Linked DNA regions of Homo sapiens: region 2 is linked to region 1. A link is an interaction called in ENCODE POLR2A ChIA-PET data of the cell type or tissue named here. Cell type or tissue: MCF 10A. All regions are shown on one strand. Links, peaks and the distances in the headings refer to the core of each region. The heading gives the core; the rest is flanking DNA.

Region 1 (16,577 bases), core at 8,900-11,399:
CTGCTAATGGCATTGTCTTGGGTGTTGCATAGTAAATAATCAAGAAATAGTCTCTTTTCAATGAGAGTTTGAAGGCCAATGCAAAGACCACACACGGGCAAGCCTGAAAGGTGCTGTTTTGACTAACCTTAATGGGAAACAAAGGGAAAATCTGGCTTGTTTTGTGTGGCCATGCTTAATTGCATGATGGTGTGTTTTTCCCTTGAATTTCCTCATGCCCCGTGGAGGGCACACGCATGATGGTGCTCTGCCGAGCCAGGATTATAGAACAGAGGTTCTTGGCAGCCGGGATGTACTGGCTGCTATGTTGTCTAGCGTGCTGGATCTTACTGGGAGCTTTCAGATCGGAGTCTCTGTGAAATGGAACAAGTGAACTGAGCCTAGTCTGTTCCTAAAAATAAGTCTCTAAGAAGCAAGTGAAGTGCTTTTCAGTGGGAAGCCTGTGGAGAAAGAGCCTGGAACACAGTCTGGAAGTAAGGCAATTCAGGGTTCCTTTACCCAACCCTTTTCAGGCTCAGGAGAGAGGAAGTGACTTGTCTCGGGTCACTTAGGGGCTAGGCCTCGCACCTGATCTGTTGTATTTCTCTGCCTGGGCTCTTTTCCACCACCAGGGGCCAACTGTCCAGAATGTCATTTTCCTGAGTGAGGAAGCAGAGATGCCTGGCTCTAGGGTGTGCGGCAGGGCTACAGGACTGAGAGTGTCCAACTCTCTTGGCCCTGCCGCACTATCCTCAGGTTAACTGGTGTTCCCCGCTGGCCTGCTGTTCAGGGCTCTGTGGGAGAGAGCTTTGCAGCACATGCAAAGGAGGTATGAGGAGGGCAGATGGCTCCACCAGCCTCGCCCAGAGTGTGTCTTCATCCTACCTGCCATGGGGCGAGTCATGGAGGCGTCATGGGCCCGGCCTGGCTGTAGGAGGGCCCTGGTACTGCCTCCTCAGGGTTTGACCTGGAAGGCGTTCTAGGAGCATGATGAGGGAGGGATGGGCACAGGGTGTAGGAGAGAGTGGGCTGGTGTGATGCTCGTTTAGGGGCTGGGAGGGAGCTAGGGGAGCCAGGGAGAGAATGACATTTTAATTACACAGTGAGTTGTCAGGACTATAATCTTCTCTGATGGCTCTTCTTATTTTCCAGTCATCAAAGCCATCTGCATACGAATTGGAGGTGCTGAGGTTTAAACTTTCTGATCGTTGTGATGGTGATGCTGATGTCAGTCTGACTTTTTGTGATCTTGTCCTGGGTGAAGAGGGCAGGATCCACTGGTTGTAGTATCTGAAATGCCCTGCAGTGGCAAGATTCAATCCCTTGTGAATCCCATTCTGACATTTCCAGGGCTGGATTTAAGAAACTTAAGGCAAAAGTCAAGCCCTAAAGACATCTGAAAACGATGCAGGGTCTTGAATTATTGTTGCCTGACTCTGAGAGGATGGGCCTCAGGAGGACTACTTCTCCTAGGCTTTGGAAATGGGTACATCTGCATGGTATTTGTTAGTGTCAAAATGCAGCAAATCTCTAAATGATTGTTCCTCTGACTCAAATTTAATCCACTGATTCTTTCATTATCTCGTGGATTCAATAGCCTGGTATTTGTGGAGAGCCTTCCTTGTGTCATGCTCTTTGCTGGAACTGGGAATCAAACGGCAGACCAGGCATACTCAGTGCCTGCCTCCAGAGCTTAGGAGTGAGGCTGGAGGACACTGTGCACCAGCACCACTATTCATATGTGGCTTCTGAGGCGAGAGAGAGGACATATTTCACCCAAGGACTTGGGGCTTGGGGCCTTGCTTTCCTAGCTAGGTGGAAAGCAGCTGGAGGGTAGGATCAGGTTTTACCCCTCCGCATAATGCCCTGCAAAGAATAACCACTCAACTAATATGGGTTGATTGATTAAATATGGCAAAGGGACACCTTACACCCTCTTCCAGTTATCCTGCTTCATTGTTAGGGGATAGGCATGGGGGTTAAGCCTTGCAATCCTCCTGTTTCTCACCACAAATGTAACTTGCACTGACCATCAAACCTCCTTGAGTCGGCTTTAAGAGTTTCTTTCTAGAATCATGTGGGACTTGAGGCAAGAGGAGACTGGATGGAGGTTTTTACTCTTTGATGGAATCTCGCATAGATGTTCCTTAAAGAGTGGGGAAAAGAGGACAGCACCATTTATGGAATATCTGCTCCGCTGCTGCATGCCGGTTACGTCCTCACTGTTGTTTTATTTATTCCTTTAAACCCTTGTAAGGCTCCATAGATGAAGTGAGGATAAATAGCAGGAAACTGACATAGCTGGCTGAAGCCCATGTCCCTGTCCTCTCCACTGTGTTTCTAAAACTTTCTGAGGGATGTAGAGGTATGTGTTATCATGGGCTTTTAGTGGTTTCTGTGGTTTGCACAAGAAAAGTCTAGAGCCTGGACCTCCTGAAAATTTCCCTGATAATTCTGGACAACAGAGCATGGATTGCGTGTGTGTGTGTGTGTGTGTGTGTGTGTGTGTGTGTGTGTGTGTGTCTGTGTGTAAATTCTTGCAAATCCTCCTGCCCTGACAAGAAGGGCTGATAAACCACCACCCTTAACAGCCAGTCCCCAGGTAGTCCTGTTCTGGGATACAATTTAGTGAATTTGTTTTAACATTTAGTACTTTGTGGCTAAAACACATAATTCTGGGTTTGAGGACCACGCAGTGGACTGGCTTAATTGTTTGATTTGCCGACTTAAAATTAGAAACTGGGAATTCCGTATGGAAATGAAAATTAAGCAGGATGCAAATTAGTGCTTTGGTCCTAGAGTCTAGAGGACAGCTGATGCACCTTTGCTTTGTAGGAGGAGGCAGTAGGTAGTGGTAGAAGCCATGTGCATGGAGATGGAAGCTGTTTGGCACTGGTGGCATGTTACCACGCGAGATCTCAGGAAACCCATTTCACTTCCTTGGCTTGGGTTCTTCCATTTGTGCACTGGTAGAAAAAAAATTACTGGCTATTGGCCATCCCTTTCCTGGGACTGCTTTATCTAGAAGTTGTGGTGTTTCTGGGGAGAGGAACTACTACTGGTCATCTGAAAGGGTACAAGCCTGGGTGAGAGCACATACGTGTGCACAGGTATTTGCACATGGATATTTGGTGGTTTTCACTCCTGTGGTTTTTCTATGATTCATCCCATCAGTCCCAGAACTTGGCTTTTGAGACCTTTCCCTGACCTGGAAGATGACGTAGAAGTAATCTTAAAGCATCTCTCTTCACTTCCCAAAAGTGCATTTTCTGAGACATGGAGAAGTGCTGTCTGTGACTCCTTGGGCTGCAGGCTACCAGCCTTCCCTGGGTCCATGAAAATAGTTTGAACAAAAATCTGGCCCAATTGCCTGTATATTTTGTGAGACCCTGGGGCCTGGCATTAGGGAGCGGAGAGGATTATCTCCAGAGAGCGTTGAGACTCAGGACTTCTGTTGCAGTCTCCCTGGCATCCTTCTCTGAGGGTTTGGAAAGGGCTGGACTAGGTTCAGAGTGATATCACCCCTGAGGAATTCTTTGGAGAATATGGGAGGATGACTTTTGGAGAATCAGGAGTTCTCCAAAGAGAGGGGAAAAGATATGTTGCTGTGGTGAATTTCATCTTTACCTTGGGAACCTGTTTCTGTTCATTCTTATCTCAAGTTGGAGGAAACAGGAACTGAGGCTGCATTAACAGAGATGAGGTATCTAGAACAAGGACGTGCTACTCCTTGGACACAAGTTACTAGACCACACCTGGAACACTGTGATGAATTTAGAGCAGGACATTTTTTAAAACTTTTATTCTAAGTTGAGTCCATGTGCAGGTTTGTTACGTAGGTAAACATGTGTCATAGGGGTTTGTTGTACAGAGTATTTCATCACCGACATATTAAGCCTAGTACCCATTAATTATTTTTCCTGATCCTCTTCCTCCTCCCACTCTCTGCCCTCTGATAAACCCCAGTTTGTTTTGTTCCTTTCTATGCATCCATGTGTTCTCATCATTTAGCTCTCACTTATAAGTGAGAACATGTGATATTTGATTTTCTGTTCCTGTGTTTGTTTGCTAAGGATAATGGTCTCCAGCTCCATCCATGTTCCTGCAAAGGACATGATTTCATTCTTTTTTATGGCTGCATAGTATTCCATGGTGTATATGTGCCACAGTTTCTTTATCCTGTAGTCTATCATATCCTTTAGTCTAGACTAATGATATCCTTTAGTCTATCACTGATGGGCATTTAGGTTGATTCCATGTCTTTGCTATTATGAATAGTGCTGTGATAAATAGATGCATGCATGTATCTTTATGATAGAACAATTTATATTTTTTTGAGTATATATCCACTAATGAGATTGCTGGGTTGAATGATATTTCTGTCTTTAGGTCTTTGAGGGATTGCCACACCGTCTTCCATAATAATTAAACTAATTTACAGTCCCATCAACAGTGTATAGTGTTCCTTTTTCTCTGCAACCTTGCCAGCATCTGTTATTTTTTGACTTTTTAGTAATAGCCATTCTGACTGGTGTTAGATGGTATCTCATTGTGGTTTTGATTTGCATTTCTCCGGTCAGTGATATTGAGCTTTTCTTTTTCCATATGTTTGTCCTGCATGTATGTGTTCTTTTGAAAAGTGTCTGTTCATGTCCTTTGCCCACTTTTTAATTGGGCTGTTTGTTTTTTCTCTTGTAAATTTGTTTAAGTTCCTTATAGATGCTGGATATTAGACCTGTGTCAGATGCAGTTTGCAAAAATTTCCTCTCATTCTATAGGTTGTCTGTTTACTTTGTTGATAGTTTCCTTTAGAACAGCACATCTTAAAAGGGATAACACATTGCAGTGTGTTCAGAGGAGAGTTGGAAAGCCTACCCTATTCTATGGGGGTGGTGGAGAAACGGATTTTAATCTGGAGAGGGCAAAACTCAGGTTTTGACAGGGTTTTAAATATCTGAAAGGTTGTCCTGGGGATCTGTATGTGGTCCCAGAAAACCTAACATTGGGAGTCGAAACTCTAGGTGGAAGCTTTATGGAGAGAAATTATGTTTTATATGAAGAAGAAGAATGAATTTCATTTTGGATGGGGTAGCTTTACTGAGTTTTTTTCCTTGACCCTGAAAGCGATATATTCTTATTGCAGAGCATTTGAAGAATAGAGAATAATTTTTTTAAAAAATCAGTGAAACACCTGTAATATCCCTTTTCAGAAGCAGCCACTACTAGCATTTGGCACATTATATTTTAGTATTTTTGTATATTTTATTTTATTTTTACAAAGTTGAAATCATGGTACATAAACAATTTTGAATCTTACATTTGATGTAAAATAAAAGGTGAAACATTTAACCTTACATTTAATAATTTGTAGTAAACATACATTTTAATGGTTTCATAATATTCTATGCTAAAAATATAGTGTGATTTTGTCTAATCATTTCCTCTAATGTGGGCCATTAAGTTTATGTCATAGTTTGTGTTTTTATGGTAAATATTATGAATAAATTTTTGCGTGTGTTTCAGATTATTTCCTTGGGTTAGGTTCCTAGAAATGATTTTGTCAGGTTAAAGTATATGAACAATTTAAACTGTTGAGATATATATGTATATATAGTTTTACAGAAATGTTATACCTGTTTACATTTTGTATCAACTAAGATGCTTTTTCTTCAAATGATGAGGAAACTTAACTTCAACTGGCTTGAATGAAAAGGAACTATATTGGCTTAGATATCTGGAAATAAAATATATGGCTGGAGCTTAGCTTCAGGTATGCTTGGATACAGGGGCTCAACTGATGCCTGTAGGTCTGTTTCCTTTCTCCCCATCAGTAAGAGTGTTGGCTACTAAGAGCCACTGTTTTTGGCAGCCTTTTTTGGTGATTGTGTGTGTCGGCGGGAGGGGTGTGCTGTATTTGTGCCTTGAGTTAGGGTAGTGTCTTCATGACTGGGACAGACAGCCTGAATCATCTAGAGAGGCTATCAGAGGAACCTGCTCATTTCTTTGGTCTCATTAGATCTGGTTTTGCTGACATAAAAAAGGCTGTTTTTTTCCCTATGAAATCTCTTATTAGATGAAGGAGGTAGATTATAAATAAAGCTTTAAGAGGTTGTTCATTGATCCAACTCTCCATTGCTATGCTTGTCCGTCTGTCTGTTCATTCCTCTATTCAGGTGATGTAGTGCAGTGAGCCTTGGATAGGAGTTAAAGGATGTGATGTGGATTTTCATCCAGATTCCACTACTGGTCTGTGCTCTAATTGCATTGGCCAAAGCAGAGCTGGGATTAGGAAGCAGGGAACAGCTTTTCCCCCAGCACACATCTACAAAGTATCTACTTTTTAGCAATTTTCAAAAGGCGAGATGTCAACATTATGATGAAAAGTCATTAGAAGAAGGAGTGTGGGAATCACACAGGAAAGATAATCAAAGGGTGTAGCACCTTTAAAAAAATTGATTTGCAGACTCCATCCCAAGATTACCCACCATGACTTTAGAACTTGACTTTGCCTCTGCTGTCTGAGTATTTCCCTATTACTTAAAGGGGCTAATCCCAGTTCTGCCACTCTTAGGGAATCACAAGAAGTGATAATGCATGTGATGTAGATGATGTTTTAAATGTTGGGCACCTAGGGCATAAAAGCAAGCTCCACCTTGCTTCTGAAAGGGGTTATCACATCCCATCCCATCCAGCAGGGCCCCAGAGGATTTGGTCTTTTTCCTCTTTGGTCAAGAAGGCCAGATGGAAGTTTGATAGGATATTAAAGAAGCACCAAGGGTCAGCCCATAAAGATCTGAAGTTCAAGAAATGCATGCCATCAATACAGATTTTTCTTAGTACCCATTGCCACCACAGGCCCCCTTCAGCCTAGGCTTAGATTTAGCAGGCTCGCCTTACTGTCCTCACACCCATCCTCCACAGTATGGCCAGAGTGCTCTTTCAAAAAATTCAAGTCTTGTTAGTGCGTGCCCATTTGTGCTGCTTCAACCCTGCAATAGTTCATCCATGCTCTGGGGACAATACAAACTCCTTTACATAGCCCAAAAGGGCACAAGCAAATGACCTGGCCTGGTTGACTTCACTTTGTGTTTCCCCTTCTTTCTCTGCTGCCCTACATTACAGCTGGGCTTCTTTCAGCAACACCGTGCTCTCACTTGCCTTTGGGCCTTCTCATTTCTCCACGATGCTCTCCCATCCCAAAGCTTTAGGTCATCTTACAGGTTTCCGCTTACATGTCACTTCTTCCTATTTTTGTCAGTCTTTTGGTTGGGGGACCAAATAGATAGTCACTGATGGTGGAGTGAATTAAAATGGCTCACATTTTTGTTGCCTCTGTGTGGGCAGGTGATGACTGGGGATTGAACCTCACCTTGCTGCCTAAGTGCAGCGAATGGCCAGCCAGTGTCAGAGTGGTGTGGTCACTCCGAACACAGTTCACAGTTAGAGCTGGGAAGAGGGTGTTCTGTGTCCTCTTGTTCCTTTGGCATCATCCCATGTATGTCTGCCTTGTATATTTCCTGTGTTAGTGCCTCTTGTCATATAGTGTGGAGTCCTAGCTTTTGATCAGTGCAGCTGCTGCCAGCTGTTTGCGTAGTTTTCAAAATGGAACGGAACAGAGAAATGTGTATGTCTAGCTTAGACATTCTGAATTCCTAGAAATCATTATGAATCTGAATCACTGGGTTGGTGTTGCTGCAATTATCTGAAGACTGTACGTGCACATGTGTGGCTGTGGGTGCTTGTGTGGGATGTGAATGGATGGTGATTTGTTTATAGGGGTAGGACTAGGGGACTTTGAGAGGAAGCTACTAAAATGTATCCTAGATTTTTGCTGAATTGGATAAGAAGATATCCAGGTTCTCTGCACACCAGATATTCATGAGGCTGAGCAACACAAGCCATCTGAACTGTTTTGTAATACTTCATTTAGCACAAAGATATTGCCAGAAATCACACTGCTAATCAGTTGGTCCTGGAGAGAAAGCAAAACTGATGCCTAGCTTCTTGATAAATGAGTATGTGAAAAGAAGCCCTGTGAACCCCAGATGGGAAGTTGGTTCCTGATATTCATACATTTATTGAGCAAACATTTATTGATTACTGTGCGTCAGGCATGTGTGAGCCTGAATACATATCACTCCTTTCTTCTCTCAGGTTCAGGATCAGTTTAAGCTTTACTTTAAAAGTGTTTAAGATGAAATCTTGCATTTGTTTTAGATGGTCTGGATGTTTAGCTAATGGGGAGTGGAGCTCCCCTGTGCCTCTTGATTGCAAGACAAAGCATTAAACATGAGCTTGGCTCTCTTTCCCCAGTTGCCATACCACTTTTTTTCCTTGGTAGAGGGTGACAATTAAGTGAATGGGGATCAAAGAAAGCACAACTTAAGATGCTTCTTGAAAATGGGATTCAAAGTTAGAGTTTTCCTTCTTTCTAAATACCACTCTAATATTCTCGTCTTCATGCCTTTCCATCTTTCATCCAGAATAATGTAATGGTTTTTCCGGGGAGTATTCCGGTGTCATCACTATTGGATCTTTTTACTAAGGAAGTCTTTGGAGGTATGTTAAAAGGGTGATTCTCAGTTTGGGAATTGTAGCTGTCTTGCTGTAGATCAGGCCTGTTATAATTCCCAGCTTGGTGTGTGAGCCATCAAGCAAAATTCTGAACCCTGTAGACCTTGTTCCATGAGTAGGATGGGGCTTTTGGGGTTTTTAGTGGCTCTTCGATAGCCTAAACATTTGCTATCTGGCCTTACACAGAAAAAGTTTGGCAGCCTCTGAAGTTGGCTGAGCCTTGTTATACTGCTACTCTTTGATGGTGTAAGGAGTCACAGAGGTCTATGTCTGTTTGACCCACCTCTCAGCAAAGCAGTCATTTATACTGTTCAAATGAAGACCATTTTGTGAGGGACCTGGGCATCATCTTTTCACATTTGGAAAGGCAAAACAGTAGCATAAAACCTTTTAGAGAATGTTATCCGGTAACTGGAAAACTCAAAAGAACAGGGAAAAGAGGAAAATGTGTGTGGAGCAGGGAGTAATGTTCAGCAAGTGGCTGAAATAGCATAAAGGGATTTTTACTCCAGGGAGCTCTGGAAAGGAAAATGGACTGGGGCATTTCAAATCTATTTCTCTCTTAAAAAAAAAAAAGTAGCAAAGTTTTTTATTCTCTTGTTTCTGAGTTTGTAGATTTGACTCTATGGGTTAGTCGGATCTGTGAGAGGATGGGAAGACCCTATAATCTAGTTCAGGAGTTGGCAAGCTACATCTGCAAGTCAAATCTGTGTCTTCCCTTCCTGTGTTTATAAATAAAGTTTTATTTGACACACAGCCACACACATTTGTCTCTGGCTGCCTTGGCAGAGTTGAGTAGCTGTGATAGAGACAGTCTGTCCTGAAAAGCCTAAATATTTGCTATCCAGCCTTGTGCTGAAATAGTTTGTCAACCTCTGAAGTTAGGTAAGCCTTGTTATCATAAGATAAGGGGATTGTGAGTTTTTGTATCACAGGAATTTTTTTGTTAATATACAAGTAGGCATTCTTGATGATCATTTGCAAATTAAGTAGGAAAGGAGAGTGAAAATCACCTATTGCAAAGGGGCCATGCAGTGTGGCTGGCACATGATATTGTTACCAGACAAGCCAGAAGACCTTGTAGTGTGACCATGGGCAATTCATTTTACCTCATTGAGCCTCGATCTCTTTGAGTGTAAAATGGAGATAAGGTGACTTGTTTCTCAAAACGTGGTTGCTTGGATCCAATGAAATAAAGCCACGAGGGCATCCTATAAATGGTAAGAGGGCTGTATAAATAGAAGGAATTAACCAGCACCCATTTGTGCTGTTGCAGCTGCTGCAGATACGTGCCTTGTAAAATTACCCTATTATTTAGAGACCGAGAAATATTTGGATAGTGGTAATGTGCTGCTCTGAGAAAAGCAGTCGCCAGTGGGATTTTTATCACATAATTAGAGGGTTTGTTAAATGTGCTAGTGAAAAGAAGCTGTTTGCTGCTGCCTTGTTTTAACATGGACCAGGGATCCTGAGCCTTCTCCCTGAGGAGATTCTATACCAGCATCCTTGCTCCAGTCTCTTTTGTGGTGCTGGCTTCTGGCCAGCAGAAATTCTGGGAAGTTCTAGACGTAGTGCCAGAGGCACAGTGGCCTTAGAAACCCTTGTAAAATCACCGTCTACCCACGCGACACCTCCGCTTTAGACAGCTAGGTGCTGATAGCCACTGTGTGTGTAAGAGCCCTGAGGGGTGGGGCAAGCTGGAACCCAAGGAACAGCAGGCATCAGAAAGAGCCCAGGTTAGTGTGGGAACAGCAGAGCTGTTCGAGCTGGTTCTTTGCTGACTTATTGGTTTATTTATTCATTCAGCCAGTCAGTTTCCTCATTTTAGAAGTGGTAATACCAGGTACTTTACAGGGTTGTGGTCAAGGATTGAATGAGATAATGCAAGTAAAGTTGTTAAGCAAACAATCTGGCAGGGAGCAAATGTTCATTAAATAGTAGTTCCTGGTTGGTGTAGTGTATTCTTGGTTATCATATAGCTTTGGGATTTTGAATTGGTAAATATTCATGATGTGTGAAAAATCATGATACATACTGTACGGTCTCAGTCCCATAAAATTGGATGTTGTGCCTATACACACACAGGATCTAGAAGAACATGTCAAACTATAAACTGCTTGTGATTGTGAATGACTGTGTTCTTTGCTTCTTGTGTTTCTCAGTTTCTTATAATGCACATATTAACTTTTTTAAAAATAAAGTTTATTTTAAAAGCCTGAAAAAAATAGTAATTCCTGATTTAATTTTATTGTCTTTTTCTAATTATTTCATATTCATGAAATACATACCCTGCGCTAGGCACTGGGGAGTATCTGTAGATGGGAGATGAAGGTATGTAGACTGTGGTCAGGCTTGGCTTCTGCCAGCTGGCTATGATGCGGGAGGACCAGCAGTGAGCATGCTTCTTGGGTTTCTCACGGTGAGTCTGGGGATGCTATTGGAGCCCCTCAGCTCAGCCCTTTCACCTGGCAGGGGCCTCCCAGCCTGCCTATTCCAATCTTACCTGCCCTCCAAGACCAAGCTCAGGACCCATCTGTTTTCTAATTAATGCTGGCCTACAGTTGCCACACTTTTCTCAGAATCTTGAAGCACTTACACACCCAATTTAACTCTGGATCACATCCCACCTTGTCTTTTTATAATTGTTTCATGTAGCCTTGAGAGAAGAGACATGTCTTATTCATCTTTAATTCTTAAGTGCCTACAAAGTTCCTGACACATACATATCCTCAATAAATATTGAATTGGATGAATTCTAGTTCATTTTAGCCACCATGTATCTACTAGTGGATCACCTACTTTAGGGTTTCTTAACTTTATTACCACCACCATTTTGGACCAGATAATTGTTTGTTGTAAGGGGCTGTCCTGTGTACTGTGGGATGTTTAGCAGTGTCCCTGGCCTCTATCCATTATATGGATATATGAAATGCCAGTTGTGACATTCAGAAATGACCCCAGACATTGCCAAATGTTCCCTGAAAGGCAAGATCATCCCAGGCTGAGAACCATTGATTAATTGTGTTTTAGACACTGCCTGTACCCTGCCTTCTGAGTTAGGCTATAAATACTTTAGGGGAAATTTTGTTTTCTCAACAATGCCTTTATACCGACCGTAAAGTAGATGTCTAATAAATGTTTACTCCATCTGCTCAGCTCATTTTCCTGGTTGCACCACCTTCATGTGAGGCTGGGGAGAACAGAAAATTTGAGGCCATATTCATCATCTTCTATTAGCTCGTATTAAATAAATGCTTAGAATTTTCTAGTTTTCATTTTGCTTTCCTTGCTGACTCACAGGCCTGCAGTCCCTTACTTTCAGAATGCCAACACTGCAGGGGAATGAGCAAATTCTGCAACCCTTTTTCAGATTACTCTCAAACAATTGATTAAAAGAATAAGCTTATGGGTAAGATTTTTCCTCTTCTGGAATCCCATTTATGGCCTTTAAACCCCATGGGGCCTCTGTATTTGCAATTTTTGCACAAGATGTTTCCCAATTTGCTGGGGAATGACTTCCAGAAATATTTCTGGTGCCCCTTCAGGGATGGGCACCAGTGTAGGGCCCAAGTGTCTCAGGGACTGTCTCACATGTAAGGTTGTACCAGGCAACCAAAAGCCAAACGTCCAAGCCTTTAAGTTGGAAATAGTCTGGACTGAAGTGTGTGTATAAATGCATGTAGATAGAAGGGCGATAGGATAGCACAGTTCTGCTTGGGGAAAATTAGGAGAAGTGGTATTTTAGGAGAACCCAGTACAAACCTCTGGATGTGAGGAGAGCTCAAATATAACCTTGGGTGTTCTGCTAAGTGTCTATGAGGACTTGAACAAGTCAGTTTCCTCTCTTTGTGCCTGGGTTTCATCTGTGAAGGAAGAAGAATAAATGATCTTTATGATACCTTCTACCACTGAACATTCTGTGACTTGAAAACATTATTCTAAAGAACACTTTTTAAATACTCATGGAAGAGAAATTGATTAGAGAGTTGGGCCAGAGCCCTCCCAACACTTTGGGAAGATCCCTCTCTTGCTAGCCATCTTCAAGTTTTGGAAAGCTCTCATGAAGCTGAGAGCTGGGGGCGGGGGGCAAGGGCAGGGGGACTCTTCTGTACTCAAAGCAGAACCAGGCAATTGAAAAGTGGATTCTGGCTCAGTATAACAAGAATTTTCTGGTCATCAGTGTTGTTGGAAGATGAAGAAAGCTTAGGAGGGAAGGAATTCTTCATCACTGGGGCCATTTTAGCCAAGGCTGATGCAGAGTGGGCAGAGATAGAGATATCAGACGAGTGACCAGACTAGATGTCTCTAAGTTCTTTCCAACCTGGGAGTTTTAAAAATGTATATATTTTTGTTAATTTTTCCTTATTATTTTGATCCTTGTGAAAGGAGAAGGAAGAGAGATGGGCATACTGCTGTCTGAAAGACTGATTATATGGGAGGGATGGGTGGTAAGGCTCTGAGGGGGAGAGAGTATCACTTTAACTACATTTCTTCAGCAACAACTTTGCAGTGTGGAGTAGGCTGAGGTGCAAGGGCTTAGAGACGCATTGAGTGGGTTCCTTGGATCTCCTTGCTGTGGGGCCCAGCTCGACCTTCAAGAGCACGGTGACTTCTCCCATGCCCAGCCCACAGCTCTGCTTGCCTCTCTCACTGTGGGCCTCCCTGACTCACTCGACAGCAAGCAAAAGCCACACTGTTTTCCCTGCCACCTTCTGTCTATCTCCCCATGGCTCTGAATCAGCTGTCATGGGAGTTGGCTGTGACTGAGAACCAGAATTAATCCACTTTCTCTGGAAATTATTTCTCTCAGGCCCATGACTGTCATATCACCGAGCTCTCTGAGGCCAGCATCTTTCTGTGAAGTCCTTGCTTTCCATGACAGCATTTTATAGGCTCCGTGTGGAGTTGCTGTTCCACTCTGTAATTGACTGGGCATATTGGTGCCACTTGTAATTACCTCCAGATACTCGCCTGCTTCAAGGCCATGGTGGTGACTCCTCCTTCTCCTGGGCTGCCTTCATCACCAGGCTTCTTTGCCTGTGGAATGGGAGATCCATTTGCTCTGGTTGGCAGGGCATGAGTGACATGTTCAAATAGCTCCATGGCACTGGCCTTCCTCTATCCACTGACTGCCTTTATTTCTTCATCTCTGCTATTGCACACAACGAGTATGGCCCAGCGACTGAACTGGCTGTCACTGTCAGGCCCCTGAGCTCACGGAGTCCGCAGCTGCTGTGATGCTGGAGGGGCTGCAGTGCTGCCCACAAGCCTGGGGGCTCTGGAGTCCTACCATGTGAAGAAAGTTGGTCTCTTGCTACTCTGGTCTCACCCCACTTCCCACCATTGTGTTCTTGCTGTTTCTACCCAGGCAGATCTTCACATGGGGACAATGAATGTGAGACAGGCTCATCTTGGGAATGAGGGTGAATGGTACTTGAGACTGGAGAGAGCCAGCAGGCTTCTTGGGTCTCTTATTGTCTTAGCTCAGCTGCCATAACAAAATATCACAGGCTAGGTGGATTGAACAAGAGAAATTTATTTTTCACAGTTCTGGAGGCTGGAAAGTCCAAGACCAAGGTGCCAGCAGGTCCAGTGTCTGGTAAGGGCTGTCTCTTTGGGTTGCAGATGATTCTTGCTACGTCCTCACATAGCCATTCCTTAGTGCATGTATGAGAAGGACATCTCTCTCTCCCTCCCCTCCTCTTATTGGAAGGATGCCAATCCTATGGGATTAGGACTCTACCTTTGTAACCTCATTTAACTTTAATTACCTCCTAAAAGCCCCTTCTCCAAATGCAGTCACATTGGGGTTTAGGGCTTCAGTGCAGAATGTTGGTGGGGGAGGGACAATACAATCTATAGCACTTATTTATTGATGTTTCTTTTTTCAACTTCAGAAGCAATAACTCACCTCCTAGGGCATTAAAAACCCAGTGAGGCAGTGGGTTGTTTGGCTACCTTCCTGTCCGAACTCTTTCTTTCCTTGTTTCCCTGTGTTTTTTTCTTGACTGTTTGAGACCCTGGGGGAGCCACTTTCCTTCCTCTCTCTGCAGTCTGATTGTTTACACTTTGCTGACCGTATCCTGGTTAAGGAAACTGACAAGGGTCCAGGGTCTCTAGGTGTCCTGCCATCGGAGGGACTGGCTGAATTAGCAGCAGCTGGCCCTGAATCATCCTTGGGAGTGTTGTATATTTAAGTCCAGTACTTGTAGCTTCCCCCCACAAAAGAAGATCATTTTACAGAAAACAGAACCAAGACCCCAAAAGTTCAGATTGTTGGTATGAAGTCATAAGACTACTTAGTGACAGAATCAGGAGTGTAAACCTAGCTCATAATCTCTAGTCGATGCTATAGCTGGGGAAGGACCAGGCAGATTGCAGGAGGAGATGCCTTGCCTGTGTTGCTGAGTTTTCCTCCCTCGGGTTGCCCTCTTGGAGGCTCCTCTTGTTTTTATACTTGACAGGACAGGGACAGGAAAAAGGTGAGACAGCTCATCGTGTGGCCCCCTCTGCAAGGCTGGGAAGGTGTTGTTTGACATATAGAGAACCAGGGGCTGCATGATCAGTGGTCTGAGCAGTGGTCTGGTCTTCTGTAGTCCCACCTCATCTACTTAATGACCAGTTAACTCTTAATTCAGGTGACAGTAAACATTTAGCACCTGTGCTGGGTGCTGGGCTATAGTGGTGAGCAAAATGGGCTGGTCCTGCCCTCATGAAACACAGTCTAGGTTTTATGCACCAAACTATTTACTCTCCCCATCACAAATCCACATTGACACTCAAGGATGGGGAACCTCTAAGTGACTGGGGTTTGGGATGGGAAATATGTAAACTCTGCCCCCCGCCACCCCGCTGCCCACCCCAGTCTGGTAATAGGTGTGTATGTTGGTGGTGGTAGTGGAAGAGTGGTAAGGGATATAGGATAAGAACAGGGGTAATTGTAAAAGCTTCGGGATTTTAGTGAAGCCACACACTTTCCTGCCCCATGATCAGTCTAGGGGGTCTAGCTGTGGATGCAGGCCTAGAAAGTATCAGTGAGTGGGTGGAGGATAGCCATGAGATGGCTGTGGAGAGTCTCCTACCTCTCCTTCTTCCTGCTGGGATGTTGCTTCTGCCCTCGACACACCCTGTGAACTTTGGCTGCTGCCGTGTAGCTTCTGAACTCTCTGTGGAGTGAGTGCCCCCGGCACACGGCGGACCATGTCAACAAGTTCAGCTGTATGAGCCTAGAGACTGTTCCTCGAAAGCCTGTCACACAGCTGCCTTGAGCCCAAGTGACAAGCTGTGGATCTTGCCCAGGGTAACCATTTCTGACTCTCCTGAATAATATGGGGTGGATCTGGGGCATTGTGTCTAGGAAAAGCAGGTGGAGGGTGTCTCTAGGGGATCAGGTCAGGGCTGGCCGCCCACCTCCCCACCCTCAAGGAATCTAGATACAGTTAGGGAGTCCCAGGTAACTTGAACACCCTGGTACATTTCCTTAGGAAGGAAATGAACGTATGAGCATGACCCCTTTTGCTTTATTCCAATACATATTTAAATACCCCAGCAACTCTCATCCACAACATTAGCTGTGATAACCAACTGTATTTCCTGTCTGAGACCCTTTCCTTCTCCAGTAATTAGCCTTTGTCTAGCCTTTAATCCAGTGGTGGTTATATGGGGAGCTGCCTGGTCAGGAATTTTTGCATTGAGGGAGGAGACTCTCCCACTGATCCTGTGCAGGCATTTTTGCTGACAGATTGTTATGGCTGGAGTTGCCAAATACAAGAAGCAGAGACCTTTCACCTTCACCTGAGCTGTGTGCTTTAGAGAAAGAAGGATGTGCCCACCTCCTATTTTCTGTCCTCACTGTTGAATTCGGTTGACATTCAGTTGCCCAATCTGCAGTCATATCCAACTAACTGGATTGTTTTTAAGTTCTCCTCTGGATGAATTATGAGCTTTCTTGACTTTGGTCAGGCTGCCTGGAGTCATTCCCAGCCTGGGCAGGTGCTGTGCCAACTTCCCTGGCATGTGCCTGT
Region 2 (16,577 bases), core at 5,081-7,580, 110 kb before region 1:
AAACTTAGTTTTCCTGAATTTTAAAAAGGAGGGTTGGTTTGGTAGTATTTCTAACTGCACAGAGAAATGGAGATTTAAAAATCTCTTGTTTTCATGGAGATTTAAAAAATGTGGTAGTTCTGTTTCCATCTCTCTCTTTTACCTGAGCCTTCTCTTTTCTTTGTCTCTGTTGCCTGTCCTGCTTCATTTTGATTCTGTTCCCAGCAGTTTCTCTTGGTGTGGAGTCCTGTCCTGGGCAATCAGTTTTGAGAGTTCCTAGTGGCTTGAGTGCTCCAGCCCTTCGAACCTCCTGTGGGTCCCCTGTTGTTCCAGGTTCAGCGGCAGTTCTCCAGTTTACCCTATTGGCTCTTTTGGGTTCAGGTTCATCATATGCCCCATTGCTTCCCTTTGATTGTTCCCACATAGACATCAATATCATACTGGCTATTGGTGATTTGTCTCCGATAACTTGTCACCAAATTTTGTTGAGTGTCATCCATGAGTTTTTAAATTTGCTATTTAGTTGCTCTGTTTATTTTTTGTAGAGACTGTGGAAGACTCAATAAATATATTGCCACCATTTTCCCAGAATTGGGATATTGCTTTTAATTTTCACTACAGTGTGGCAAGTTGCTGACTGAGATTTTAAGTTATTTTTCCCCCATGGAGCAGCAAAACATATAAAGATTTGAGAACATAGGATAAGGAATGAATAAATCCTGCTTATGTGTAATTACATTTGAGCAACATGTTGATGAACAGCTAAGGGAAGACAGAGATCACAAGTTTCCTCCTCCCACTCCTCAAAGAGAGAGGGCACTTTACACAGCCCAGGAGCATGTGGAGTGCTGTGCAGTCTTGCTGTGTTCTGGCTGTTTGCTCTAATTGATCTGTCAACCACTACGTGGGCATTAAGTAATTGGGATGTGACTTCACTGGGGCAAGGTGGGGTGGTCTGCAGAATATACAGGAAGAATCAAATATAGAATCACGGAGTGCTGGAGTTGGAAGGGACCTCAGAGATCACCTCTGAGATTAGGTCCTAAATCAGCTCTGTTATTTTGCAGATGAGGGGGACTGAAGTACAAAGAGATGAAAGTGACTAGTTCAAGGCTGTGGATCCAACAAAGGATGGGATTGGCATTGCAGCTTGTCCTGAACTCTCCCAGGCCACATTCCAGTCTCTCAAACCCCAGCTTCCCTGTTGAGTAATGAGTAAACAGACTATTGTAAAACGAAGAGGACTTTTATAGAGTAAATTGAAGGGTATTCATTCATTCTTTTGTTTTAGGAAGTTCAGTGTTTCAGCTAGTGGATTTTCTTAAGATACAGGCATGCAGAATTTGGTGTTTGTGTGGAATAATTGAGGGAGAGAACAGAGGAGGATTTCATCAGCACTATCACAGCTCTCCTGTGGCAGAATCAAGAGCACAACCAGAAGGCCTGGCTTCGTCAGTCCTGTTGAACTTTTCATGCCACCAAGTGGTAAATCTGGTGATTGTTGACATTTCCAAGAAAAGTGTTTCTCTGAAGGCTCCATGCTATTCACTGAATAAGAGTTTATGACTGACTTAATGAATTGACATTTTATTTATCTCAGTGCTTATTCTCTCTCAGTGGTCTTTTTGTTTCTTTGGGCAAGAAGATAGTAATTCAAATTTGCATACCCTTGCCTGGTACATGATTTATGCTCAATGTATATGCAGTGAATGAATCTGTTTGGAGAAATGGGACTAACATGTGAAAAGATGAACAAACTCACCTACTGTGTGTTGTTGAGTACTAAATTATATGCCACAGATCCTGAGAAGAAGATGCAGTGTGGGGAGGCTTCCTGATGAAATGGTAAGGAGGATTTACTCCTCCTGCATTCACCAGGCCAAGCCCTTATTCTTCTTTAGTACCATAAATGAGGGGATACGAGAAAAATGGCTCCTTTAAGCGGCAAGTGTTTGGCTGCTTCTTTTATTCTCATCTTGTACCTCCTTTACTCCTATCCTCTATTTTCTTTTGCAGTTTATCTAACACTTTAATTACTGTTTTGATCTTCAGATCCTTTGTTTGAGATAGTTTTTATTATTTCCATTTACAGGTAGGGAAGTTAAGTCTTAGTGGCTAAATGTTGTAACATCCCTTAGGTAGTGAAAGGCAGTTCCCAGTAGACCTAGGCCTCTAGAACCCCTGGAATATTGCATGCTGCCTCTCAGTGCTGGTTCTGATAAAAATATCTCCCCTATCTGAGCAGGGGATAAGTAGGAATGTGTTAAAATAAGAAGGGGATTATGAAAGAGAATTTTATTCATGCAATCAGTATTTACTGAGTACTATGGCAAGCCAGGCACTGTGCTAGATGTTAGGGACATAAACTTGAACAAGACAGTGTTGGCTGCAAGGGTCATGTGATGTAGATATGGTGTTGCACAAGCTTGGTATACCCTGTGGACTTTTTAGAATTATTTTGGTAACAGGTGTGAATAGAGTGCTTTTCATATTCAGGCAGTATTTTTGGTGGCGAGGACATTAGGTAGGTATGTGTTAGATATTTTGTCTCTCTCTCAGGCTACATACAGTTTAGTGGAAGAGATACTATGGCGCTTTATTTTATTTTATTTTTTTTTGCCGCTATCTCACTTTGTTGCCCAGGCTGGAGTGGTGTGGCATGATCATGGCTCACTGCAGCTTTGAACTCCTGGGCTCAAGTGATCTTCTTGCCTCAGCCTCCTGAATAGCTGGGACCACAGGCATGCACCACCACCCTGGCTAACTTTTTATTTTTAGTGGAATCGAGGTCTCACTATATTGCCCAGGCTGGTCTTGAACTCTTGGGTCCAGGTGATCCTCCCACTTTGGCCTCCCAAAGTGTTGGGATTACAGGCATGAGCCACTGTGCCTGGCCTGTGGACATTACTGAAAAAAATTAAGCAACAGTACAAAGCAGTTAGTCAATGTGAACAGGGCCCACAATACAATTTTCCGTCCTCTAGGACTTATGTTTCTAATGATTTTGACCAAGAAGATGGATTCTAATGTTCCTTCTGGCAGCCTAGTTGTTCTGTGACTTATTAAGACCTCAATAGGCGTAAGTGCTTGTCTGTAACTTTCCTAGCCTTTCTTGAAAGCCAGATTTATCAGTGTGCATATTGTGTGATAGACTCGCACCAATGGCAGATGTGTGGTTGGACTCTCAGCTGATGGGTAGGAGTGAGTAGTTACCCTCTTGGGAGGAGGAGGGGGCTTTTACACACTCTTGCCTCACTCTGAAAGTGAACTTTGTTGTGTGCTGGAGTGGTCTTCATGGCATCATAAACACAGGTTGGTTCTCTTCCCTATGCTCTTCATTCCATTTACTTTCATCTTTCATCAAGACAGCAGATGGACTGGTAGGGAGAGTGATATTTGCTTGTTTTTCAGACTCTGGTCTGATTGAAATGTTGGTGGTGTGTGCTGAGTCAGACTCAGTAAACTCCTGCTTGATTTATTCTTCCCCTGGAGCCCACAAAACCCGTAAAACAGAATTAGAGAACCAGCCCCTAATCATGCTTGTTAGGGCTAACCATAAACACAGTCATGTTGATGGATGGATGGTTTAATAAACATCTGCTGAGTGTCTGAGCTGAGTTCTGCAGGCATGCCCTGGGCCTGTCCTGAACCTGGCTGGGAAGTGGACACTTGGCAGATTCTGGGACATTTTAGGGACCATCACCTTTCTTTTGACTTTACACTTGTTGAAGCTCTGTCTTGAGTAAGTTTGGTGATTCAGACAAGATCTCTCAGCTAGTTTAGGATTGAGCAGAGAGGATGCAAGTGTTGACTTCTGTCCTGTTAATGGTCCTTCCAAACCATGGTCCAGTTGTTGAAGAGTGGGTGAGGGTGGAAACCAGGTATCGCTGTCCATTCCAGCTCTAATTCCAGCACCAGGCAGCCACATGTCATCTTCTACTCCTTACAGTGCTGCTGGGAACATGTTCCAGTTGCTAGAAAGAGGGATGGGGTGTAACGGGTGGAGCAGCTGGCTTTAAGTCCACTCACACTCCACTATGGGTTCTGCAGGGATTTTGTGTCATGAATGTGAGTCTGACCTAAATGTCTTTTTTCATAGCCCAGTGTGGGCAATTGGCAACAGTTATAGGAGCTGTGGCATCATATCTTCTACAAATTTCTTAGTGAGGATTGATCAGTGACTTACAGATGGAGTGCTATGGTCTGAATGTTTGTGTCCTCCCCGAATTTTTGTGTTGAGGCCCTAATGCCCAGTGTGATGCTATTTGGAGGTGGGGCCTTTGGGAGGCAACTAGGTCATGATAGCGTGGTCCTCATGAGTGGGATCAGTGCCCTTATAAGGTGAGACAGAGAGATGATCTCTCTTGCTGCCCTGTGAGGATATAGCAGGAAGGTCTGTCTGCAAACCAGGAAGAAACTAAATCACCTGGCACCTTGATCTCAGACTTCTCAGTCTTCAGAACTGGGAGGAATAAACTTCTATTGTCTAACCCACCAAGTCTATGGCATTATTTTTGTTATAGCAACCCCAACTAAGGCACTGGGTGTGTGTATACTCTGTGGCATTAGAATATGAAGTTGGGAGACAAGGAAAGAATGTAGTAATTGATAGAGCTAATTCAGAATGTTAAATTGTCTTTTCTACTACCTGTGTATTAAGTTCTGTAGGGACCATATTAGACTGCCAACACGCCTGTATGTGGGGTTCCCTCATCCGGTGAGTGGGGTTACTTGTGTCACAGAAGATGGAGTTTGGTGTCTGGAGACCTACGTTTTAGTACTAGCCTTGATACCAACTGGCTGTAAGATACTGAGCAAGTCACTTAATCTTTGTCAGCTTCAGTTTTTTAACTGATAGAATGAAGTAAAGCTGTTCTTTGCATGATTATTGTGGAGATTAAATAACGTGAATAAACTGTAAAGCACCCTTCAAAGACTACTTATCATGTGGAATTTACTGGATAGTCTTCAAATCCAATGTAGACAGTTTCTCTGAGCTTGCTTTTGCTCTCCTCCAGTCTCCTGTCTTCTAATTCATCCTGTTTAATCCTTGTTGGTGAGTATAAGTTAATATTCTTAATTTTGTTACTGTTAGGTTATTTTTATTCTTTTCAATTTTCTACCACTAGCATTTAAGGAGACTTGCAGTAAATGCTTTTCAAATTTCAATATTCAACAAATATTAATCAAGCATCTCCTAAGTATAGGCTCTGCAGTGAAGATAGGATGGTAAATGGAACATTAATGGTTCTTTCCTCTGCAGTGTCTTCTACAGGAGGGCATCTGCTTCTGTTCAGAGAGCTCCAATGATGGGGAAGTCTTCACTTTCCATGTCAGCGTATTTATTTAGAGGTAGCTCTAATTGTTAGGTGACTTTGCCCTCATATCAAACCAGTGTCTTCCAGTGTAACTTTACCAGTTGAACCACCATCAGGCCTCTTGACATGAATTTGATTTTTAAAACATTACAAAATATTTCAGGCATACAAAAATATACGTAATATAAAGATCATGTAGGTATCCGCCACCCAGATTAAAGAAAAAATATGTATAATTGAAGTCCCCTGGATACTCCTCCTTGATTTAATTCTCCTCCTTCTCTTTTTCCCAAGAAACAACCACTATCTTGAATTTATTTTATTTTCCCCATATATTTATACTTTTAAAAAACATATGCATATATCCAATAACATTATACAGTGTTGTTTGCCATGTTTTTACATTTTATTTAATGATATAATATGGTGCTTATTCTAAGTTTGCTTTTTTCCTACTTAACAATATGCTTTTGAAGTTTACCCTTATTAGTTCATTCATTTTCACTACTGAATCTTATTCCATTGTATAGATATACCACAACTTATTTATTCTTCTGTTGATTGCATTTAGGTTGTTTCTAGTTTTTCACAATTGTAGACTGCTGCAGCAAACATTCTTGTATAAATCTCCAAGTCTCCTTGAGCACAGTTACTAGTTTGTTAGATTATATATCTAATTGTGGAATTGTAGGACCATAAGCTGAGCACATCCTCCACTTTGTTTCTTCCACTTGTAAGATTGCTGGAGGGATATAAATTGACAAAATATACATTCATATTGCTGTGCTCTACACCCCTGGTAACCCTTGGTTTTGTTATCCTTAACAGTTTTTGCCAGTATGCTGGGTATTAAAAAAAAAAAGTACATTTCCCTTATTACTAGTGAGTTAAACCATCAGTTTCTATGTGTATTGGTCATTATGTTTTTCCCTCTTATGCGATTGCCTCTTCATATCTCTTGCCCATTTTTAAGCTGAGTTCTTTTGTCTTTTCCTTGTTAACTTATAGGCATTCTATCTAAATGCTGGTCTCAGTTATGTGTATAACAATTGTCTTTTCCACTATGTGGCTGCTGTTTTCACTGTCTTTATGGTATCTTCTGATGTATGGAACTTTAAGATTTAAATGTAAAATGTATATCTTTCCTTTTTATTTGTGTTTTCTTTGTCTGTTTCAACATTTTCTGTAATCTGTGATCATAATAGTGTTCTTCTATATCTTCTAAGGTTTTAAAGTTTGCCTTTCACATTTGCATCTGGAATTTATTTTTATGCATGGTTTGAAATAAGATTCTAATTTTGTTTTTTCTCTATGTAGATAACCAGTGGTTCTGAAGCACTTCATTCTGTCTGTTCACCACTTTTACCATGTTGTTGCTGTCATGTGTCAAGTGTATATGTGTGGAGGTCCATTTCAAGGTTTATTCAGTTCTATTGGTCTGTTGATCTCTCCTTCATTTAGAACCTCTATCTTAATTATTATAGCTCTATTTTAGTCTTGCGATCTAGCGGGATGATTCCTAACCTTATGGTCTTGGCTATTCTTGGGCCTCCCTTTGCTTTCTCATATAAATGTTAGAATCAGTTTAGTAAGTTCTTTAAAATAGGTATATTTATATTTATTCGTTTTTTTTCTTTATTTGTCTTTTTGGGTTGAGATTTTTAATCAGAATCATGTTGAATTTATAGAATAATTTTTGAGATTAATGACATCTTTATGATATTTAGTCTTTTAGTCCATGAATATGGCTTTATCTCTTCATTTATTTAGGTCTTCATTAATGAATTTTAATAAGCTTTTATTTATAATAGTTTCTTCTCTCTTTTGCTTTTTTTTTTTTTTTTTTTTTTGAGACAGGATATTGCTCTGTCACCCAGGCTGGAGTGCAGTAGCGGGGTCTCAGCTCACTGCAACCTCTGCCCCCTGGGCTCAAGCAGTCTTCCTGCCTCAGCCTTCTGAGTAGCTGGGACCACAGGCGTGCACCACCATGCCCGGCTATTGTTTGTATCTTTAGTAGAGAGGAGGTCTCACCATGTTGCCCATGCTTGTTTCGAACTCCTGGGCTCAAGTGATCTACCAGTCTCAGCCTCCCAAAGTGCTGGGATTACAGGTGTGAGCCACTGCATCTGGCTGATAGTTTCTTAATTAAATTTGTATCTACCTTTTGTTGGATTGATTTGTAGGTGCCTTACAGTTTTGTTTGGTACAATTAACGGTGTCGTTTTTTTTTTTTCTCTAACTTTTATTTTAAATTCAGGGGTACATGTGCCAGATGTCCAGGGTTTGTTACATAGGTAAATGTGTACCATGGTGGTTTGCTGTACAGATCATCCCATCACCTAGGTATTAAGCCTAGCATCCACGAGCTATTCTTCCTGATGCTCTTTCTCCCCCCAACTCCTGATAGACCCCTAGTGTGTGTTTTTCCCCACCTTGTGTCCATGTGTTCTCATCTTTCAGCTCTCACTTATAAGTGCGAATATGTGGTGTTTGGTTTTCTGCTCCTGTGTTAGTTTGCTGAGGATAATGGCTTCAAACTCCATTCATGTCCCTGCAAAGGACATGATCTCATTCCTTTTTATGGCTGCATAGTATCCCATGGTGTATCTGTACCACATTTTCTTTATCCAGTGTATCACTGATGGGCATTTAGGTTGATTCCATGTCTTTGCTACTGTGAATAGTGCTGCAGTGAACATATGTGTGTATGTATCCTTATAATAGAATGATTTATATCTCTTTGGGTTTATACCCAGTAATGGGATTGCTGGGTTGAATGGTATTTCTGCCTCTAGGTCTTTGAGGAACTGCCACACTGCCTTCCACAATGGCTGAACTAATTTATACTCTCACTAACAGTGTAAACGCATTCCTTTTTCCCCATAACCTTGCCAGCGTCTGTTACTTTTTGACTTTTTTTTTGTTTTTTTTTTTTGAGATGGAGTCTCGCTCTGCCAGGCTGCAGTGCAGTGGCACGACCTCGGCTCACTGCAAGCTCCGCCTCGCGGGTTCACGCCATTCTCCTGCCTCAGCCTCCTGAGTAGCTGGGACTACAGGCGCCTGTCACTACGCCAGTCTAATTTTTTCTTGTATTTTTAGTAGAGATGGGGTTTCACCGTGTTAGCCAGGATGGTCTCAATTTCCTGACCTTGTGATCCACCCTCAGCCTCCCAATGTGCTGGGATTATAGGTGTGAGCCACTGTGCCTGGCCTACTTTTGGACTTTTTAATAATGGCCATTCTGACTGGTGTGAGATGGTATCTCATTGTGGTTTTGATTTGTATTTTTCCAATGATCAGTGATGTTGAGCTTTTTTATTTTCATATGATTATTGGCTGCATGTATGTTTTCTTTTTTTTAAATTTTATTATCATACTTTAAGTTTTAGGGTACATGTGCACAACGTGCAGGTTTGTTACATATCTATACATGTGCCATGTTGGTGTGCTGCACCCATTAACTCATCATTTAGCATTAGGTATATCTCCTAATGCTATCCCTCCCCACTCCCCCGACCCCACAACAGTCTCCGATGTGTGATGTTCCCCTTCCTGTGTCCATGTGTTCTCATTCTTCGATTCCCACCTATGAGTGAGAACATGCGGTGTTTGGTTTTTTGTCCTTGCGATAGTTTGCTGAGAATGATGGTTTCCAGCTTCATCCATGTCCCTACAAAGGACATGAACTCATCATTTTTTATGGCTGCATAGTATTCCATGGTGTATATGTGCCACATTTTCTTAATCCAGTCTATCATTGTTGGACATTTGGGTTGGTTCCAAGTCTTTGCTATTGTGAATAGTGCCGCAATAAGCATACGTGTGCATGTGTCTTTATAGCAGCATGATTTATAATCCTTTGGGTATATACCCAGTAATGGGATGGCTGGGTCAAATGGTATTTCTAGTTCCAGATCCCTGAGGAATCACCACACTGACTTCCACAATGGTTGAACTAGTTTACAGTCCCACCAACAGTGTAAAAGTGTTCCTATTTCTCCACATCCTCTCCAGCACCTGTTGTTTCCTGACTTTTTAATGATTGCCATTCTAACTGGTGTGAGATGGTATCTCATTGTGGTTTCGATTTGCATTTCTCTGATGGCCAGTGATGATGAGCATTTTTTCATGCGTTTTTTGGCTGCATAAATGTCTTCTTTTGAGAAGTGTCTGTTCATATCCCTCACCCACTTTTTGATGGGGTTGTTTGTTTTTTTCTTGTAAATTTGTTTGAGTTCATTGTAGATTCTGGATATTAGCCCTTTGTCAGATGAGTAGGTTGCAAAAATTTTCTCCCATTCTGTAGGCTGCCTGTTCACTCTGATGGTATTTTCTTTTGCTGTGCAGAAGCTCTTTAGTTTAATTAGATCCCATTTGTCAATTTCGGCTTTTGTTGCCATTGCTTTTGGTGTTTTAGACATGAAGTCCTTGCCCATGCCTATGGCTGCATGTATGTTTTCTTTTGAGAAGTGTATGTTCATGTCCTTTGGTCACTTTTTAATTAGGTCATTTGTTTTTTTCTTGTAAATTTGTTTAAGTTCCTCATAGACTCTGGATATTAGATCTTTGTCAGATGAATAGATTGCAAAAATTTTCTCCCATTCTCTAGGTTCTCTCTTTACTCTGATGATAGTTTCTTTCACTTTGCGGAAGCTCTTTAGTTTAATTAGATCCCATTTGTCAAGTTTTGCTTCTGTTGCAATTGCTTTTGGCCTTTTCATCATGAAACCTTTTCCTGTGCCTATGTCCTGAATGGTGTTGCCTAGATTTTCTTCTAGGGTTTTTGTAGTTTTGAGTTTTAGATTTAAGTCTTTAATCCATCTTCAGTTAATTTTTTTATATGGTGTAAGGAAGGGGTCCAGTTTCAGTTTTCTACATATGGCTGGCCAGTTCAACCAGCACCATTTATTAAATAGGGAATCTTTTCCCCATTGTTTGTTTTTGTCAGGTTTGTTGAAGATCAGATGGTTGTAAGTGTGTGGTCTTCTTTCTGAGTTCTCTATTCTGTTCCATTGGTCTATATGTCTGTTCTTGTACCAGTACCATGCTGTTTTGATTACTGGAGCCTTGTAGTATAGTTTGAAGTTAGCATGATGCCTCCAGTCTTGTTATTGTTGTTTAGGATTGTCTTGGCTATTTGGGTTCTTTTTCAGTTACATGTGAATTTTAAAATAGCTTTTTCTAATTCAGTGAAGAATGTCAATGGTAGTTTAATGGGAATAGCATTGAATCTATAAATTACTTTGGGCAGTATGTACTTTGGGCATTTTTATGATATTGATTCTACCTATCCATGAGGATGGAATGTTTTTCCATTTGTTTGTGTCCTCTCTGATTTCTTTGAGCAGTTGTTTGCGGTTCCCCTTGAAGAGGTCCTTCCCTTCCCTTGTTAGCTATATTCCTAGGTATTTTATTCTTTTTGTAGCAATTGTGAATGGGAGTTCATTCATGATTTGGCTCTCTGCTTGCCTGTTGTTGGTGAATAGGAATGCTAGCAATTTTTGCACATGGATTTTGTATCCTGAGACTTTGCTGAAGTTGCTTATCAACTTAAGAAGCTTTTGGGCTGAGATGATGGGGTTTTCTAGATATAGGATCATGTCATCTGCAAACAAAGATAATTTGACTTCCTCTCTTCCTATTCGAATCCCCTTTATTTCTTTCTCTTGCCTGACTTCCCTGGCCAGAACTTCCAATACTACGTTGAATAGGAGTGGTGATAGAAGAGGGCATTCTTGTCTTGTGCTGGTTTTCAAGGGGGAATGCTTCTAGCTTTTGCCATTCAATATGATATTGGCTGTGGGTTTGTCATGCATGGCTCTTATTATTTTGAGGTATGTTCCAGCTATACCCTGTTTATTGAGAGTTTTTAACGTGAAGGTATGTTGAATTTTATCCAAGGTCATTTCTTCTGCATCTATTGAGATAATCATGTAGATTTTATCTTTAGTTCTGGTTATGTGATGAATTACATTTATTGATTTGTGTATGTTGAACCAATCTTGCATCCCAGGGAGGAAGCCAGCTTGATCGTGGTGGATAAGCTTTTTGATGCGCTGCTGGATTTGGTTTGCCAGTATTTTATTTAGGATTTTTCACTGATGTTCATCAAGGATATTGGCCTGAAGTTTTCTTTTTTTGTTGTATCTCTGCCAGGTTTTGGTATCAGGATCATGCTGGCCTCATAGAATGAGTTAGGGAGGAGTCCCTCCTTTTCAATTGTTTGGAATAGTTTCAGTAGTTTCAGTAAAATTTCTTTGTACTTCTGGTAGAATTCAGGTGTGAATCCATGTGGTCCTGAGCTTTTTTTGGTTGGTAGGCTATTTCTCAATTTCAGAACTCCTTTTTAGTCTATTCAGGGATTCAGTTTCTTCCTGGTTCAGTCTTGGGAGGATATATGTGTCCAGGAATTTATCAATTTCCTCTAGTTTTTCTAGTTTATTTGCATAGAAGTGTTTATAGTATTCTCTGATGGTTGTTTGTATTTCTGTAGGGTCAGGGGTGATTTTCTCCTTAATATTTCTGATTGTGTTTATTTGATTCTTCTCTCTTTTCTTCTTTATTAGTCTGGCTAGTGGTCTATTTTATTAATTTTTTCAAAAAACCAGCTACTGGATATGTTGATTTGTTTGAAGGTTTTTTTTGTCTCTATCTTCTTTGGTTCTGCTCTGACCTTGGTTATCTCTTGTCTTCTGCTAGCTTTTGGGGGTTTGTTTGCTCTTGGTTCTCTAGTTCTTTTAGTAGAGATGTTAGGTTGTTAACTTGAGATCTTTTTAGCTTTTTGATGTGGGCATTCAGTGCTATAAATTTCCCTCTTAACACTGTTTTAGCTGCGTCCCAGAGATTCTGGTACGTTGTCTCTTTGTTCTCATTGGTTTCAAAGAACTTGTTGATTTCTGCCTAATTTCATTATTTGCTCAAGAGTCATTCAGGAACAGGTTGTTCAATTTCCATGTAGTTGTGTAATTTTGTGTGAATTTCTTAACGTTGCGTTCTAATTTGATTGCGCTATGGTATGAGAGACTGTTATTATTTCAGTTTTTTTTTTGCGTTTGCTGAGGAGTATTTTACTTCTGATTATGTGATCAATTTTACAGTAAGTGCTGTGTGGGAATGAGAAGAATGCATATTCTGTTGTTTTTAGGTGCAGAGTTCTGTAGATATCTATCACGTCCACTTGATTCAGAGCTGAGTTCAGGTTCTGAATATCTTTGTTAATTTTCTGTCTCAATGGTCTGTCTAATATTGACAGTGGGGTATTGAAGTCTCCCACGACTACTCTGTGGGAGTCTAAGTCTCTTTGTAGGTCTCTGAGAACTTGCTTTATGAATCTGGGTAGTCCTGTATTGGGTGCATATATATTTAGGATAGTTATCCCTTGTTGAATTGAACCCTTTACCATGATGTAATTCCCTTCTTTGTCTTTTTTGATCTTTGTTGCTTTAAAGTCTGTTTTGTCAGAAACTAGGATTGTGACCCTTATTTTTTTCTGTTTTCCATTTGCTTGGTAAATTTTCCTCCATCCCTTTATTTTGAGCCTGTTTATGTCTTTGCACACAGCATACCAATGGTTGGCTCTTCATGCAGCTTGCCATTCTGTGTCTTTTAATTGGGGCATTTAGCCCATTTACATTTAAGGTTAGTATTGTGATACGTGAATTTGATTCTGTCATCATGACGCTAACTGGTTATTTTGCAGACTTGTTTATGTGATTGCTTCATAGTATCACTGGTCTGTGTACTTCAGTGAGTTTTTGTAGTGGCTAGTAATGATTTTTTGTTTCTATATTTAGTGCTTCCTTCAGGAGCTCTTGCAAGGTAGGTCTGTTGGTGACAAATTCCCTCAGCATTTGCTTATCTGAAAAGGATCTTATTTCTCCTTTGCGTATGAAGCTTAGTTTGGCTGGATATGAAATTCTGGGTTGGAAATTCTTTGCTTTAAGAATGTTGAATATTGGCCCCCAGTCTCTTCTGGCTTGTAGGGATTCTGCTGAGAGTTCTGCTGTTAGTCTGATGGGCTTCCCTTTGTAGGTGACCTGGCCTTTCTCTCTGGCTGCCCTTAACATTTTTTCCTTTATTTCAACCTTGGAGGATCTGACTAGTATGTGTCTTGGGGTTGATCTTCTCATGGAGTATCTTACTAAGGTTCTCTGCATTTTCTGAATTTGAATGTTGGCATGTCTTTCTAGGTTGGGGTAGTTCTCCTGCATGATATCCTGAAGTATGTTTTCCAGCTTGGTTCCTTTTTTTCCCATCTCTTAAAGGTACCCTACTCAGTCATAGGTTTGGTGTCTTTACATAATCCTATATTTCTCGGAGGTTTTGTTAATTCCTTTTCATTCTTCTTTTCTCTGCTCTTGTCTGCCTATCTTATTTCAGAAAGGTAGTCTCTGAGATTCTTTCTTTCACTTGGTCTATTCTGCTACTGATACTTGTCATTGCATTGTGAAGTTCCTGTGTTGTGTTTTTCAGCTCCATCAGATTGGTTATGTTCCTCTCTAACCTGCCTATTGTGGCTATCAGCTCCTGTATTGTTTTATCATGATTCCTAGCTTCTATGCATTGAGTAACAATATGTTCCTTTAGCTAGGCCAAGTTTGTTATTACCCACTTTCTGAAGCCTTCTTCTGTCAGCTCAGGCATCTCATCCTCAGTCCAGTTCTGTGCCTTTGCTGGAGAGGTGTTGTGGTCATGTGAAGGAGAAGGGGCATTCTGGTTTTTGAGTTTCTGTGTTTTTGCATTGATTGTTTCTCATCTTTATGGGCCTATCTACCTTAGATTTTTGAGGTTGCTGACCTTTGAATAGGGTTTTTGAGGGGTCTTTTTTGTTGGTGGTGTTGTTTTCTGTTTGTTTTTCTTTTAACAGTCAGGCCATTCTCCTGTAGCACTGCTGCAGTTTGCTGGGGGTCCACTCCAGACCCTAGTTGCCTTGGTTTTTCTGTACCCAGAGGTATCACCAGTGAAGGCTGTGAAACAGCAAAGATGGCAGGCTGCTCCTTCCTCTGGAAGCTCTGTCCTAGGAGGGCATTGACCTGTTGCTGTTCTGCACACACCTGTAGGAGGTGGCTGGAGACCCCTGTTGGGAGATCTCACCCAGTCAGGAGGAATGGGATCAGGGACCCACCCAAAGAAGCAGTCTGGCTGCCCTTTGGTAGAGCAGGTATGCTGCATTAGGGGGGTACCATTCCTCATTCAGATCATTTGTATACTACAAAGCCAGCAGGCTGGAACAGCTAAGTCTACCAAACTGCAGAGATGGTGGCCGCCTCTCCCCCTGGGAGCTTTGTAGTAGGGAGAGATCAGAGCTCTCTCTGTAGAACCCTTGCTGGAGTGGCTGAAGCCCCCACAAGGAGGTCTTGCCCAGTGAGGAGGAATGGATCAGGGTCCTGCTTAAAGAAGAAGTCTGGCCACGATCTGGCAAGGCAGCTGTGCTATGGGGGAACCCTCCTTCTCTGGACCGCCTGTATTCTTCAAAGCCACCAGGCTGAAATGACGGAGTCTACCAAACCACAGGGATGGTGGCTGGTCCTCCCCTCTGGGAACACCATCCTGACTCAGGATGACTCCAGCCTGCTGCCACCAGCCAGCTGGAATTGCAAGCCAGTGGGTCTCAATCCACGTGGTGCTGTGAAAGTGGGGCCCGAAGAATGATGCCAGTTGGCCCCTGACTCAGCCCCCTTCCTAGGGACATGCATGGATGGATCTCCCACCTTGCCATGGATGCCGGGGCCAGAGTATGCAAAACTCCTGGGTCTCTGTGTGTGGCTGAGCCACTCCCTGAGTGGCTGCTCTGCTGAGATTCCACACAGCTCTCTGTATTGGACCCAAATCCCTGGTGGTGTGGGCTCATGAGGGGATCTCCTGATACGTGAGTTGCAAAGATCCATGGGAGAAGCATGGTTTCCCAGGCAGGGCTGCACAATCACTCACTGCTTTCCTTGGCTGGGGGTTGGGGTTCCCTTGGCTCCGTGCAGCTCCTGGATGGGCCACTGCCCCATCCTGCTTCTCTTTGCTGTCTGTGGGTTGAGCTGTTTGCCTGGTCAGTCCCAATGTGAGAACTCAGATATCTCAGTTGAAGTTGCTGAATTCACTTGCTCCTTTCATTCCTTTCTCTGAGCACCACGGACTGGAGCTGCTTCCAATCGACCCAATGGTGTCTTTTAAAAACTTACATTTTCTTGCTACTGGGGGCTGGTATTCTTTGCTTGTATTTTATGGCTCTTTTCACTACTAGATCACCTTAAATGTTTCTCATCTTCTCTATTCCAGATATATATGTTCTTTCTTAGACTGTTCAGCAGTAGACCCTTGACTTACAACCAGAAATATGAAGAATTATTGCCACAAATGGCTTATAATACTATGAAAAGATGCTCAACTTGACTTGTAGAGTAATGTAGATTACATCCAGATAGCATTTCTCATGATCAGATTGGCAAAATTCCAAAAGTTTGACCACAACTCTGTTGACAAACTGTAGGGGGAAATCGATACGTACATTGTTATTTGCTGGGGGAATGCAAAATAGCATAAAGCTGATCTATTAATATGTGGGGGAATGGGCAATTCCCAGTACAATTAAATCTACAGTAAATCTGAAGATTGCTAGACAAAATTCCTAGAATCCTCTAGGAATCTATCCCAAAGATTTACTGGCAAAATATTTTTTATGAAATATGCGTTTTACTATTCATTGGCACACTATTTGTAGTAGCAAAAAGCTGCAATGACTGAAATATTCTTCATTAGAGGACAGTTGGGTCAGCTGTGGTGCTTCCATAGGGTGGAAAACTATGAAGATGAAAAAGAAATGGGAAATATATCAGTAATAGAGTGATTGTCATGATATATTAAGTGAAAGAACAAGATACCACTTGTCTAAGAAATAAGAGAATACGTATTTTCTTTGATATTTGCTTTCTTTTAAAAGAATAAACCATAAGAGAATAATAATAGAAAAAGGAGAAGAGGGGTAATGGGATGGAGGGAAAGGAATAAAACCTAACCATTTCTGAATATACTTTGTTTTCTTGGTTTGGTCATGGAAACATGCAAATTTTTAACATAATTTAAAAAATAGAGACAGGGTCTTCCTCTGTCATTCAGGCTGGAATGCTGTGGCATGGTCATAGCTCACTGTAATCAAACTCCTAGGCTCAAGTGATCCTCTCACCTCAGCCTTCTTAGTAGCTAGGACTATAGGTGTGCACCACCACACTCAGCTAATTTATTTTTTGTTTTTAATTTTTTGTAGAGATGGGGTCTTGTTATGGTGCCCAG

Evidence for each region. ChIA-PET counts read pairs that join two places held together with the same protein. Peaks named below come from ENCODE experiments on the same cell type or tissue, not always from the same donor. Only the 100,000 strongest peaks of a DNase experiment are listed, where the experiment ranks them.
Region 2: POLR2A ChIA-PET joins it to region 1 with 7 read pairs; 2 of 35 experiments call an interaction of 5 or more read pairs at or near these places.

Annotation. Positions count from the first base shown.
Region 1 is chr1:162,197,140-162,213,716 of GRCh38, forward strand. The region is part of intron 2 of NOS1AP (nitric oxide synthase 1 adaptor protein); the gene reads left to right. Among named protein-coding and RNA genes, the nearest start is that of MIR4654, 48 kb to the left of the region's middle. RefSeq lists an enhancer at 904-1,540. In MCF 10A, for the core only: no CTCF peak of the experiment used is centred there; a DNase peak (open chromatin) is centred at 10,192.
Region 2 is chr1:162,090,978-162,107,554 of GRCh38, forward strand. The region is part of intron 1 of NOS1AP (nitric oxide synthase 1 adaptor protein); the gene reads left to right. Among named protein-coding and RNA genes, the nearest start is that of NOS1AP, 30 kb to the left of the region's middle. RefSeq lists enhancers at 416-1,011, 1,012-1,606. In MCF 10A, for the core only: no CTCF peak of the experiment used is centred there; no DNase peak of the experiment used is centred there.